Linked DNA regions of Mus musculus: regions 1 and 2 are each linked to region 3. A link is a contact called in ENCODE Hi-C or POLR2A ChIA-PET data. All regions are on one chromosome and are shown on one strand. The core of a region is the stretch at or near the end of the contact, and the rest is flanking DNA. Distances in the headings are between cores, read along the strand shown.

Region 1 (3,941 bases), core at 792-3,291, 40 kb after region 3:
GGAGCATTTTGGGCTTTTAGATTAGAAATGTTCAACATAGCTGGGCGTGGTGGCGCACGCCTTTAATCCCAGCACTCGGGAGGCAGAGGCAGGCGGATTTCTGAGTTTGAGGCCAGCTTGGTCTACAGAGTGAGTTCCAGGACAGCCAGGGCTATACAGAGAAACCCTGTCTCGAAAAACCAGAAAGAAAGAAAGAAAGAAAGAAAGAAAGAAAGAAAGAAAGAAAGAAAGAAAGAAAGAAAGAAAGAAAGAAAGAAAGAAAGAAAATGTTCAACATGTCCATGCTAAGGCAAGATAGAAACAAGACACTTCACCTCCAACTCGAAAATCACTAAATTATTGCTCATCACTGAAATATAGGCTTCCCCACCACCACCAACCTCTTTGTAACTTACTTCCTCTTTTATCAATACACTGGGGATGCTTCTCATTTGTCAATATCTATGTTATTATTACTCCCAACAGTTGGTGTTTCAGTGTGACTAAATACTTGTTCAACCCCAAATCTAAGGTGTTCTGGGATATTTTGCTGTCGTTGTCTAAGTACTACATTCACTGCGAGGCTAAGGCAGAATCACAAGTTCAGGGCCAGCCCTAGCCAAATAAATAAACAGCAAGACTTCGTTTCATCACATTCAAACTTACCACAATTGTAACTGAACTCCCAAATGTGTCTCATAACTATAAAGAAAACTAAAAATAGAATCAATTTTCCTCCTCTCAAACTCTTTCCTTACTGTCGTTTGTATCTGAGAAAGGTAGAGAACTGATTGTTCCTTGATGAAGAGACAGAGAAACCCTGTCTCAAAAAACCAAAAACCAAAACAAAACAAAACAAAACAAAAAACAGCAAGAGAAGTTGATGCATAGCATATAACTTCAAATCCAAGTCCAGGCGTTCCCATGGGCACTGAAAATGATTTTGAGCAAATTATTTCTCATATGCCTACCTGTGAAATGAGGGAAACGGCTCACTGCAGACAGTGCAGTTATCAAGACAAAGAATCCTTGCTATGCTTAGCTATTCAGTGAAAATGATCGGTACGTATTCAAGAGCACAGATTCTAAAAATTTAAAGGAACAACGACAAGAACAAAAAACCGGGACTTTTCTTCTTTGAGACAGAGTCTTTCTACAATATAGCTCTGGCTGTCCTGGAACTCGCTTTGTAGATCAGGCTGGTCTCGAACTGACCTCAAGAGTTCTATTTAAGCACATCATTGAATGAGTCTCACAGCTAAGTGAGAAATAAAAGGAAATCAGCAGAGCGAGGGCAGAATCCAGAAGAGGCGGAGACAGAGGGTAAGGAAAGTGGGTGAGGGGTAGATTAAAGGACATGTGTCAAAGTCACTAAGTTTGCCTAGAGGTGGGCTTCTCCTGACAGAGAAGCCCCAGCACCATGAGCGACTGGAAATGCCATGTCTTCCTCGGTCCCCCCTAATTTTGTTCCCAGTCTTTTCAGTAAAGGTGACAATATCCTAGGTTGAAGCAACCAAGAAAAGGCACTTCCGGGGGTGGGTGGGTGGAGGAAGGCTTGTGACAATTCTGGATTAGTTACCTACACTCCACATCCTAGCCCTTCTTCCAACTCGCCTACCCCTTTGTTCCTGGTGGCCTGAGGCGCACCCAGGGCCCTCAGGGTGACTGTCACCCTCTTAAAGTCGTAAAGTCGCACACAGCCACTGGAAGCTGTCCAGCAATGCAAGGGCTGGCACACTCTTCACACAATCCTCGCTCAAGCCTTTCCTCTGAGGATGCCCGCGCCCCTCGCACCCGCGCACGCGCCTAGCCACAGGCTCTTGGACTTGGCCGCTGGCGCATGCGTTCAAACGTCAGGGGCGGAGCTCCGAGGAAAGGGCGGGAAAGCCCTCGATTCGCAGAGGGCTTTCTAGCGCACATATCTACCCTGAGCATCTCCTCCCTCCTTGACAGCAGCCTGAAAGTCCCCTCAGGCACCTTTCACCATGAGGGATGGCGGCCCAACGGCGGTCCACTGTATGGTTCTGGTTCACTGCCATCTTGCTCTAGGTCTCCTCCCGCCGCCGCCTCCGCCGCCGCCAGCTCTTCAAATGGAAAGGGGCGGGGCCTGCAAGGCAGTGGGCGGGTCCCTGAGGAGAGGGCGGAGATTATGGCGCAGAAACCCTGGAGTTGAGTGGGCAGCTGTCACAAGAGGAGCTGTCACAAGTCAGAGGAGGAGAGCCTGGGTGAGGAAAAGGGGCGTGTTCGTGGAGCTGGCTTTACCCCTAGAACGGGGAGGGTCTGAAGGATGGGTGACTAGCCTCTGTCATGTTAGGCCTACAACCAGCCTTGGTCCTGCTAGGAGCTAGTGGTTTAAAAAGTAGCCATTAACCCAAAATCTTAGTCCAGATTAACCCCCAAACCAACTCAGGGTGAGGGTCTACATTTTCTCCACTCTTATAAGACCAGAGCTTCCTTCCATCAAAGAGGGCTTAGGACAGAACCAATGGTCTTGGGAGAGAACATCCAAAAAGATGAGCTAGGTCAGGAAGTGGACAGTGAATTTCAACCTTCAGTGGGTCCAATTCTTGGATGCATTTGTAGGTGTCCCACTCAATCTATTACTCAAGATATTCTAGAGTGTTATTGTGTCAGTGAAGAAATGAAAATTGTCAAATAATAGATATATTATCATTGTAAGACATGTGCTGATTTCAGATTTTTGTTTTGTTTTGTTGTTTTTGTTTTTGTAAATAGGGTCTCTCTATGTATCCCTAACTGTTCTGGAACTCACTATGTAGACCAGGCTGGTCTCAAATTCACAGAGATCCTCCTGCCTCTGCCTCCCAAGTGCTGGGTTTAAAGGCATGGGCCACCACACCTAGCACAGATAATTTTTTACATACAAGACTTACTAGAATTAAGACTCAAACTTACGGATGGGAGAGATGGCTCAGTGGCTAAGAGCACTGTCTGCTCTTCCAGAAGTCCTGAGTTCAAATCCCAGTAAGCACATGGTGGTTCACAACCATCTGTAATGAGATCTGATGCCCTCTTCTGGTGTGTCTGAAGACAGACAGCTACAATGTACTTACATATAATAATTTTTTTTTTTTTTTTGGTTTTTTCGAGACAGGGTTTCTCTGTATAGCCCTGGCTGTCCTGGAACTCACTTTGTAGACCAGGCTGGCCTCGAACTCAGAAATCCGCCTGCCTCTGCCTCCCGAGTGCTGGGATTAAAGGTATGCGCCACCACACCCGGCCTATAATAAATAAATCTTTAAAAAAAAGAAAAAAGAAAAAAAGAAAAGAAAAGAAAATTTAATAGAAATAGTATACAGCGGCAAACATCTTGATCTAGCCACTCCTGTCATGGTCAATAAAACCTTGAGCAAGATGATTGTGTTCTTTGGACTTGACCTTCCACACTTGAATGTTAGTGTATAGGCTTATTGTGGCTGTGATGGTTGATGTCCACCAAACAGCTGTGTCTCTCACGTGTCACTTCCCTTCCTCTGTGTGTGTTGTGTTACCATTGGTTGATATCTTCATTTTACCTGCTCGGTTTCAAGAGCCTCTTGATTCATCTTCCATTGTGGCTCCTCCAAGCTATTTCTCTCCATTCATTTATACCTTAGGTTCACCTCACAGAAAGTCAAGTGTTGCAGGGTATTTGATCACACTGTGAACCCCAAGATTTGTGTTATTTACTGGAAAACCTACTTCTAGTTGTGGTGTGGCTCAGCCCTAGCTCACGCCTTTGATCCAAGAGCTTTCTATTTATTATAAACCATAGGTCAAGAGGTGGTGCAACCAACGAGTTGCGGGGAGGGAACAAAGGGAAAAGTGAGTAAGAGAGAGTTGGGGGGGATGGATAGAGAGATGCACAGGAAGTAGAAGGGAGGGCATTCCGTTGGAGGTGTTGGGGAGACAGTGGAGAAAGAGAGCTTTTCTTTGGGGATGCTAGCTGAGGAGGAAGATAA
Region 2 (3,538 bases), core at 743-3,242, 41 kb before region 3:
GACATGTGGCTACCATTGTGGCTAGGCAGAATGGGAGGCTTGATTTCAAGTACAATAGAGCAGAGAGAAAGGAGCTAGAGAGAGTAGTTGTAGGAGGGAGAGAGAGTATTAGGATTGGGGAGTAGGAAGAAGTAAGGTCCAGGAAACAGAAGAGTAGAGTCAGAGAAGACAGTTGATGCAGGAGGAAAGAAAACTGAACAGGGCTAGAGAGGGGAAGAGATTTTTGAAGAGTGAAAATAGGAGACAGTTGAAAGTGAATTGGGCTAGCAGACTGAGAAGACAGTTGGTGACAGTTGAGCCAGGAGAAGCTGAGCTGAGAGCCAGAGAACATATTGTGAGGAGACAGATAAAAGAACTCACAAAGTATTGGTAAGAATATAAAGGAAAAAATAGGAAGCAAAAAGCAACATTTACAAAAATACGCTACAATCCCCTGTGGTGCCTGCTTCAGCTTCTGCCATGACTGTCCTATGATGGACTGTGACCTAGAAGTGTAAGCTGAAACCAATCCTTCCCCCCCCCCAAGTCACTGTTGATCCAAGTGTTCATGTCACAGCTATACATCGCCTCTTCTGTTTCCTTTTTATTTCTGCATTCCTTTCCTCTTCCCCTCCCCTCCCCTTGCCCTTCTTGTGTAAGTGGTATCTTAGTGTTCCTCTTTGACCCTCCTTTCATCTCTGTTTTATTATTTTTTTTTATTTGTTTTATTTTTTTTTATTTTATTTGATTCCCATTATTTACTTTGGGGATTAAATCAGCATCTTTTAAAACTTATTGTTAGGGTGTGTACATGGAGTTGGGGGAGATGCCATCTAGAGAGGTCAAAGGACAACATCTGGGATTCCGTTCTCATCTCCCTCCTTGTTAAGGCAGGGTCTCCCTTGCTGTTACTGCCACATTACATATCCCAGGATAGCTGACCAGTGAGCTGCCAGGCATAAAACAACACCTTAAACTTACAAAAACCTTATTTGAATAACAAGTTACCTTCTGTAGTATACAGACACAGGACATCTCGTCTAGTCTCTCACCCTTCCCCGCTATACTATCTTTGCCACAGATAGCATGTTTATATGTTTTGTACTCATGAAGACAGACTTGTAACTGGTGTTCTATGCATCGGTTTTCAGGCATACAGACAAAAAGAAAGGCCTTACAACCCGAAGCACGCTAGCACTTTTACCGCGTTGTTACTGCGCCCTGTGCTCATTTCTTCTATGGCTGTGAGTTAACTGGCTAGCATCACTTCGTTTCAGCATGGAGAACTCCCTCTACTGCGCCCTGTATGCTAAGTCCACTGACACCAATGACCTTCTACATTTATCTGGAAATGACCTGCTTACTACTTAATTCCCGAAGGACATTTCTTTATTCTTAACAAAGAACATGTGGATGATGTTCTTCAGGATGTGCGTGTGTTATCCTGTGTGTGGTCTTCCGGTCTCTGTGGTCACTGATGAAAAATTAACTCTTAATCTCAGCATGATCCCCGTGTGTGTAAAGGGTGAATGAATGACTGCTTTTTACATTCTCACTGCAGTTCCCTCTGTCTTCAGTGTCCACAAGAACCATCTGTCGCTCACTGTGGTCCCTAATCCCTCTGGGAGCACAAGCTAAGTCCCAGGGGGCTCTCTGGGTGCTGGGGGAGATAGCAAGGTTTTGACCTTGGACCTGTCAGGGCTGAAGCCTCCTACTCAGAGCCCCGCCTCCTCGTTGCAGTGCCTCCTCCCAGGAAGGCCCCCCCTCCTCCTCCTCCTCCTCCTCCTCCTCCTCCTCCTCCTCCTCCTCCTCCTCCTCCTCCTCCTCCTCCTCCTCAAATCGGTCTCACCTCCCGGGAGTGGATCCGCCTCCTCAGAGTGTCCCCCTCATGCTCAGAGTGGAAGCCTCCTCCCCAGAATGTATCATCCTCCTCAGAGTTGCTCCGCCTCCTTCCCCTCCTCCCCCGCCTCCTCTTCTCCCCCCCCCCCCAACCCCATTCCTCTCCCGCCTCCTCCTCTTCCTCCTCCCCGTCAGAACGTGCCCTCCTCTTCAGAGTTGCTGCTCCTCACAACTCCCCCTCCACCTCAGAGTGAATCCTCCTGAGTTGCCCTTTTTCCTCGAGCTCCTACTCCTCCTGTTCCTGCGAGGCTCCAGACACCTCTTGCCTCTCCTCGGCTGAGTTTCAGAACGCACCGGTAAAGGCAAGGGTTGCAGGGTTGCGGGTCTGCCCATTCGCTGTACAAGGGGTGCGAGGCGGGCCCCCACCCCAACCCCTGCGCTGGGGCTACCTTGGCACTGGAGCGTAGCAGTCCCTCCCCCTGGGCGGGGCTGGAGTGGGCAGAGGGGAACCTCCAAGGGCCTCCGAGTAAACTGTTTTCCATTGTCCCAAGCTGAGGCTAAGATGCTAGAACCTCCTAGAGTCTGATAGAGGGCAGGTTTTGAAGGGCTCATCCCCTAAGACACAGAGCCTGGGAACCCGCCTGTAGCCAGGCCGCAGGGCTGAGAATCTCTGTCCTATAGTAAGCAGAGTGGAGCCTGACCCTGGACCTTTGCATAACCTGCCCTTTGGCGTGCATTCTAGCCTTATCAGGGACAGGCGGTACCTAAGCAAACCAGACCTCTCTCCGAAGACCTCTCTTTTTGCCCTTTGGGGCTCAGCGAAGGTGGGGAAAAGAGGGTGGGGACGGTGAGTGGACCCTGGACCTCACAAACTCTGCTGCACCCCCTGGAACTGGGATGTTGTTGTCAGTGATTGGCTTAGAGGATCCACCCCCATTTAATTAGGAAAAAAAATCTACACTGAGCTGGGCACAAAATCCCAGCACATGGGAAGCAGGAGCAGGAGGATCTCTGTGAGTTTCTATGACAGTCTGGTCTACATGTCTACATAGTGAGTTCCAAAACAGCCAAAGCTACATAGTGAGACTCTGTCTCAAAACAGGAAGGAAGGAAGGAAGGAAGGAAGGAAGGAAGGAAGGAAGGAAGGATAGAAAAAAAGGGAGTGAAATTCCTTGTATGTTCAGTGTAGAAATTCCCTTTTTTTTTCTATCACCAACTAGAATGTACAGTTAATACCTTGTACTCTATCATGGCTGTCCCTACCCAGCAGCCCACCCAGTTCTTGTGGGTGTCAGGGCAGCAGCAGACACTGGAGTATTCTCTCTGTAAACAGCCAAGCATTCCTCGCACCAAGTGTCCTACAGTTCTTGCCTATGTTAACTAACAGACTATTCTAGAGATTTGCTTTCCTTCCCAGCTGTTGGTTTCGTGGGTTTAAACCAGATTCCATACCGTAGCTCAGGCTGGCCTTGAACTTGATGCAATCCTGCTGCTTACAAGTAAACTACCGTGTGTATTTAGCCCTGAAGTTTTGAAAGTGTTACTGCCCACCCACCCCCCAGCTCTGAGGGTGTGAAGGGTCGGAGGTTTTTCCTGCAGGGACTGTCTGAAGGAGCTAGAAAGAGTTGCCTTGGGGCTCCCAAGGAGAACAGCAGAGCAGCTGAACTAAAGGTTTTGGAGTAATTCTTAATGGAACACAATGTTTCAAGAGAAAGTGAAT
Region 3 (3,797 bases), core at 155-2,654:
GCATGAGTTTCCTGAGGAGGGAGGGGAGAGCTTGCCGTTTTTAAATAGAAGAATGGGCAGAGTAGACCTCACTTGGACATATAATTAAGGGAAATGAGGGTGTCGGCTATGCCCATATCTAGAAGTGCATTCTAAGCAGAAGGCACAGCTGGTTCAAAGGCTGTGTTTGAGGGGCCACAAGGAGGGCAATGAGGAAGATGACGGCAGGGAATAGGGTCAAAAGGTAGAGGGTGGGGTTTAGAAACACCATTTCCCCAAACTAAGAGAGTAGCCATCACACAGACTTCAGAGAGACAAGACCAGGGCTGGGTTGGGTTCGTTTTTTTAGGTTAAGTGTGTGCCCGATTATCTGCCTGTATGTGCACCATGTGAATGCCTGGTGGCCTCAGAGTTCAGAAGAGGGCATCAGATCCCCTGGCATGTGAGTCTGGAGACGGACCCTCGTGCTCTGCCAGAGCACTAAGTGCTCTTAACCACTGAGCCATCTTACCAGCCCACAGAGCTGAGTTTTCAGGTTTGCCTTGGCTGCCTTGGAGAAGTAAGGTGGACAAAGGAGGCCCTTGAGGGCTGTCTCCGAATCATCCAGGCAATATGTAATGAGGCCAGCGTTACTGGGTGGGATGAGAGGTGGAATTTAAAGGCAGGAATCAATTTTTGGACAATTGCATGTAAAGGCTGAGAGAAAAGATTGGCAGAGAAGTCGGTTTGCCATTACCTGATAGGAGGAAAATGGCACAGATTCGGAGAGGGGACAGCTATGATCATCATCGGTGTAAAGGCATCCAGAAATAGTGGTTGGCACCTAGCCTGTGTTTAACATATGAATAAGTAATGAATAAATACATTTGGGGAGTGGGTGGGCGAACAACCCCTTGGGTGTCAGGTGGAGGGGGCAGCCTCCTGACCTTTCGAGAGCTGAAACCCCACCCAGCCTCTTTCACTACCGTTTTCGAGTGGTTAAGAGCAAGGTTTCAGGTGGATTTCTGAGTTCGAGGCCAACCTCGTCTAGAGAATGAGTTCCAGGACACAGAGAAACCCTGTCTCGAAGAAACAAAACAAAATAAAACAAACAAACAAACAAACAAACAAACAAAAAAAGAGCAAGGTATCGCCCTCTGTAGGAATTCACTGCACAGCTACTTACTGAGCACGGGCAGTGCGGGCCACCACCCCCGCCCTCTGGGGCGGAGGACGGAGGACTCCAACCAGACCCGAGGCACAGCGGCGCGCGCACAGGGCGCCCAAGCCGACTTCCCACGGGAGCGCGCCTCGGGAACGCGCAGAACGCGAGCTTAGATGGGCGGAGCTTTTGGAGGCTGGGAGCTGGGGCATAGAGGGAGGGCACGGCGTTGCTAGGGGATTCTGATTGGTTGCTCAAGAAGGGTTGTCCCGTGACATTCCGCCTCCCGGGTCGCTATAGGTACAAGCGGCCGCCACGGGGGCTTTCACGGCTTACCGCGGACTGAGCGAGCGCGAGGGTAAGAATCAAGGGGGACCCTGGGCCTGCGATGTTTAAGAACCGAGAATCTGAACCCACACGGGGACCTGGAACCGGACATGGCCTATAGCCTTCCTTCTTCCTGGTATTCCTAGAACCAGTCACAACCGCTCTTGGGCAAAGTGTCCTAGACTATTTGTAGTTCTAAAAGAAGAGCTTAGATTCCGGGAAGTAAAGGGTAGGGAAGGAGTGTGTGAGGGTAGTGAAAGCGACTTGGGACCAAATGTGGAATCCGTAACTTTTATTTTCGGAGATAGGGTCTCTCTACCTAGTAGCCCTGGCTGGCCTGAAACTGGCTATGTGGACCAGGCTGGCCCAGAACTCAGAGATCCTCCTGCTTCTACCTCCTGAGTGCTGAGATTAAAGGTGGGTCCCACTATGCCCGGTGGGATACATAACATCTGTTATCTTCCACAGTTCAGCATATAAAGCTGCTAAGAGCAGATTCGAGTGGGTCCTGAGATTTGACTCCAAGGCAATGTTGCAGAAGACAGGTACCCTCACCTACTCAGGTGGCTTTGCAGGGGAGGACTGTGGCGAGGAAGCCCCAGCCCTCCTCTTTCTTGATGGGGGTATGTGGGGAGAAGTGTGCCTCTCCTTGGAGCTGGGCCAGGAAAATCAAGGAGATGCCCCACACCTCAGAATCGTTTCCCCTCCAAAGAGGCCACTTCCTTTTTCAGCCCTGCTCCAGTGTATAGGTCCTATCTTACCCGATCCTGGCGGGCTGTAGCAGCCCTGTCATGTGGGTGTGGTAATTTATATATAAGGAAGCTGAAAGCCAAGAGGAAGGGGCTTGTGTAGGTGAGCAGCTGGGTACAAGTCCACCCTGACCAACCCCTTTAGGCCCTTCTGAGGCTTTCTGAGGTGGAGAGCAAAAACTCCAAGGCCTCAGAAACCCAGAGTCCACAATGAACTGTCATTTCTGTGTAGGGAGGGAGGGAAGAGGGCATCTGGTCTCATGTATATCAAGGACATGACTTCAGGGGTCCGTTCCATTGATTCCCAGTCTGTAGCAACAGCTTTTTGAATACATTACTTTGCCCCATGTACCCCCCCCCCCAGACTGCACTCACAGGCTGAGGCAACTCTAACCCTACTGGCCTGTACCTGGGGAGGGCTGAAGGGCTGGAGGGGTTGAGGTGATGACTGGGGTTGGGGGGTGGGGTGCTGTAGGAACCATTTACAAGTCACCATCCACCTCCCCCTCAGTGCTCTTACTGGCCCTGGTGGCTCAGGTACTGATGCTGGAGAATGGGCTACTGCGGACTCCACCCATGGGCTGGCTGGCCTGGGAACGCTTCCGCTGTAACATCGACTGTGTGGAGGACCCGAAGAACTGCATCAGGTGAGTAAGATCTGCTTACCCAGGGCAACAAAATGGGGTCAGTGGGTCAGTGGGTGAAAGACACTCATCAGCAAAAATTTTAAAAAAATTTTTTTAAATAGAAAAATGCAGAGTCAGAATGAATGTATCTGACACCTAGCCCCATGACCTGCTTGGGGCCTCAGTAGGTGTACTTGGCCTCTGAGGTAACTGAAAGAAGATAAAATGCCAGACAGGCCCCACAGGCTTCCCTAGGCCTAGTCCTGCCCTTTGGCCTGGATGCCAGACCACCTCTTTCTCGCCCTACCCTAACCCTGGAAGGTCATTTACACTTGTTATCCTGGCCCCACCTCAGCTGACAGTAGAGGCTTGGTTTTTTATAGCCAGAATTCAGAGCAGAGAGAAAGAGCGGGAATGAGGGACATCCTGGGGAACTGAGCAGCACAGCCCCACTGTCCCTTGCTAGTGAACGGCTCTTTATGGAGATGGCGGACAGACTGGCCCAGGATGGATGGCGGGACCTGGGCTATGTATACCTCAACATCGATGACTGCTGGATTGGTGGGCGTGACGCCTCAGGCCGCCTAATTCCTGATCCCAAGCGCTTCCCTCACGGGATTGCCTTCCTAGCTGACTATGTAAGTCCAGCTCCAGCCCTGCCCCTTACTTAGTGTGAGGGCCTGGGACTCATTATCACAGTCTCCATGGAGAATGCGGCATAGTGGCAGAAACTGAAAAAGGAACACACACATATTATTGGCCTAATGAGGCGAGAGCCAGAAAGGGGCCTTAGCAAAAAGAACAGTCCCCTGGAGGAGGCATCTGGTTGAATCCATCCCAGAGGTGGGACCTCTGAAGCAGTAGCAAAAGCTTCCAGGCAAGAGACAGCTGGAGAAAAAGTGGCCACAGCTGGCAGAAACCAGCCACTGGTTCTTTTGGTCAGTGGGAGCCACTGAGAGTTTCTTCTTCTTTATT

What was found. A loop is a pair of places that touch in the nucleus more often than their neighbours do. ChIA-PET counts read pairs that join two places held with the same protein, here RNA polymerase II (POLR2A).
Region 1: POLR2A ChIA-PET joins it to region 3 with 13 read pairs in embryonic stem cell. The contact joins the promoter of Wbp2nl here to the promoter of Naga in region 3. POLR2A ChIA-PET finds 5 or more read pairs at or near these places in 3 of 5 experiments (Patski and embryonic stem cell).
Region 2: a loop to region 3 is called in a map of heart, with 2.4 times the contacts of the local background. The contact joins the promoter of Cyp2d22 here to the promoter of Naga in region 3. A Hi-C loop is called at or near these places in 1 of 37 maps with a recorded cell type or tissue (heart). POLR2A ChIA-PET finds 5 or more read pairs at or near these places in 2 of 5 experiments (Patski and embryonic stem cell).

Annotation. Positions count from the first base shown.
Region 1 is chr15:82,297,084-82,301,024 of GRCm38, reverse strand. It overlaps Wbp2nl (WBP2 N-terminal like), which reads right to left and starts at 2,041. Exons shown (of 6, transcript NM_029066.1): 1 at 1,957-2,041. The coding sequence starts at 2,018.
Region 2 is chr15:82,378,714-82,382,251 of GRCm38, reverse strand. It overlaps Cyp2d22 (cytochrome P450, family 2, subfamily d, polypeptide 22), which reads left to right and starts at 1,992. Exons shown (of 10, transcript NM_019823.4): 1 at 1,992-2,174.
Region 3 is chr15:82,336,433-82,340,229 of GRCm38, reverse strand. Naga (N-acetyl galactosaminidase, alpha) reads left to right here and starts at 1,404. Exons shown (of 10, transcript NM_008669.4): 1 at 1,404-1,478; 2 at 1,916-1,992; 3 at 2,708-2,843; 4 at 3,289-3,460. The coding sequence starts at 1,977. It also overlaps a transcript of Pheta2 not described here.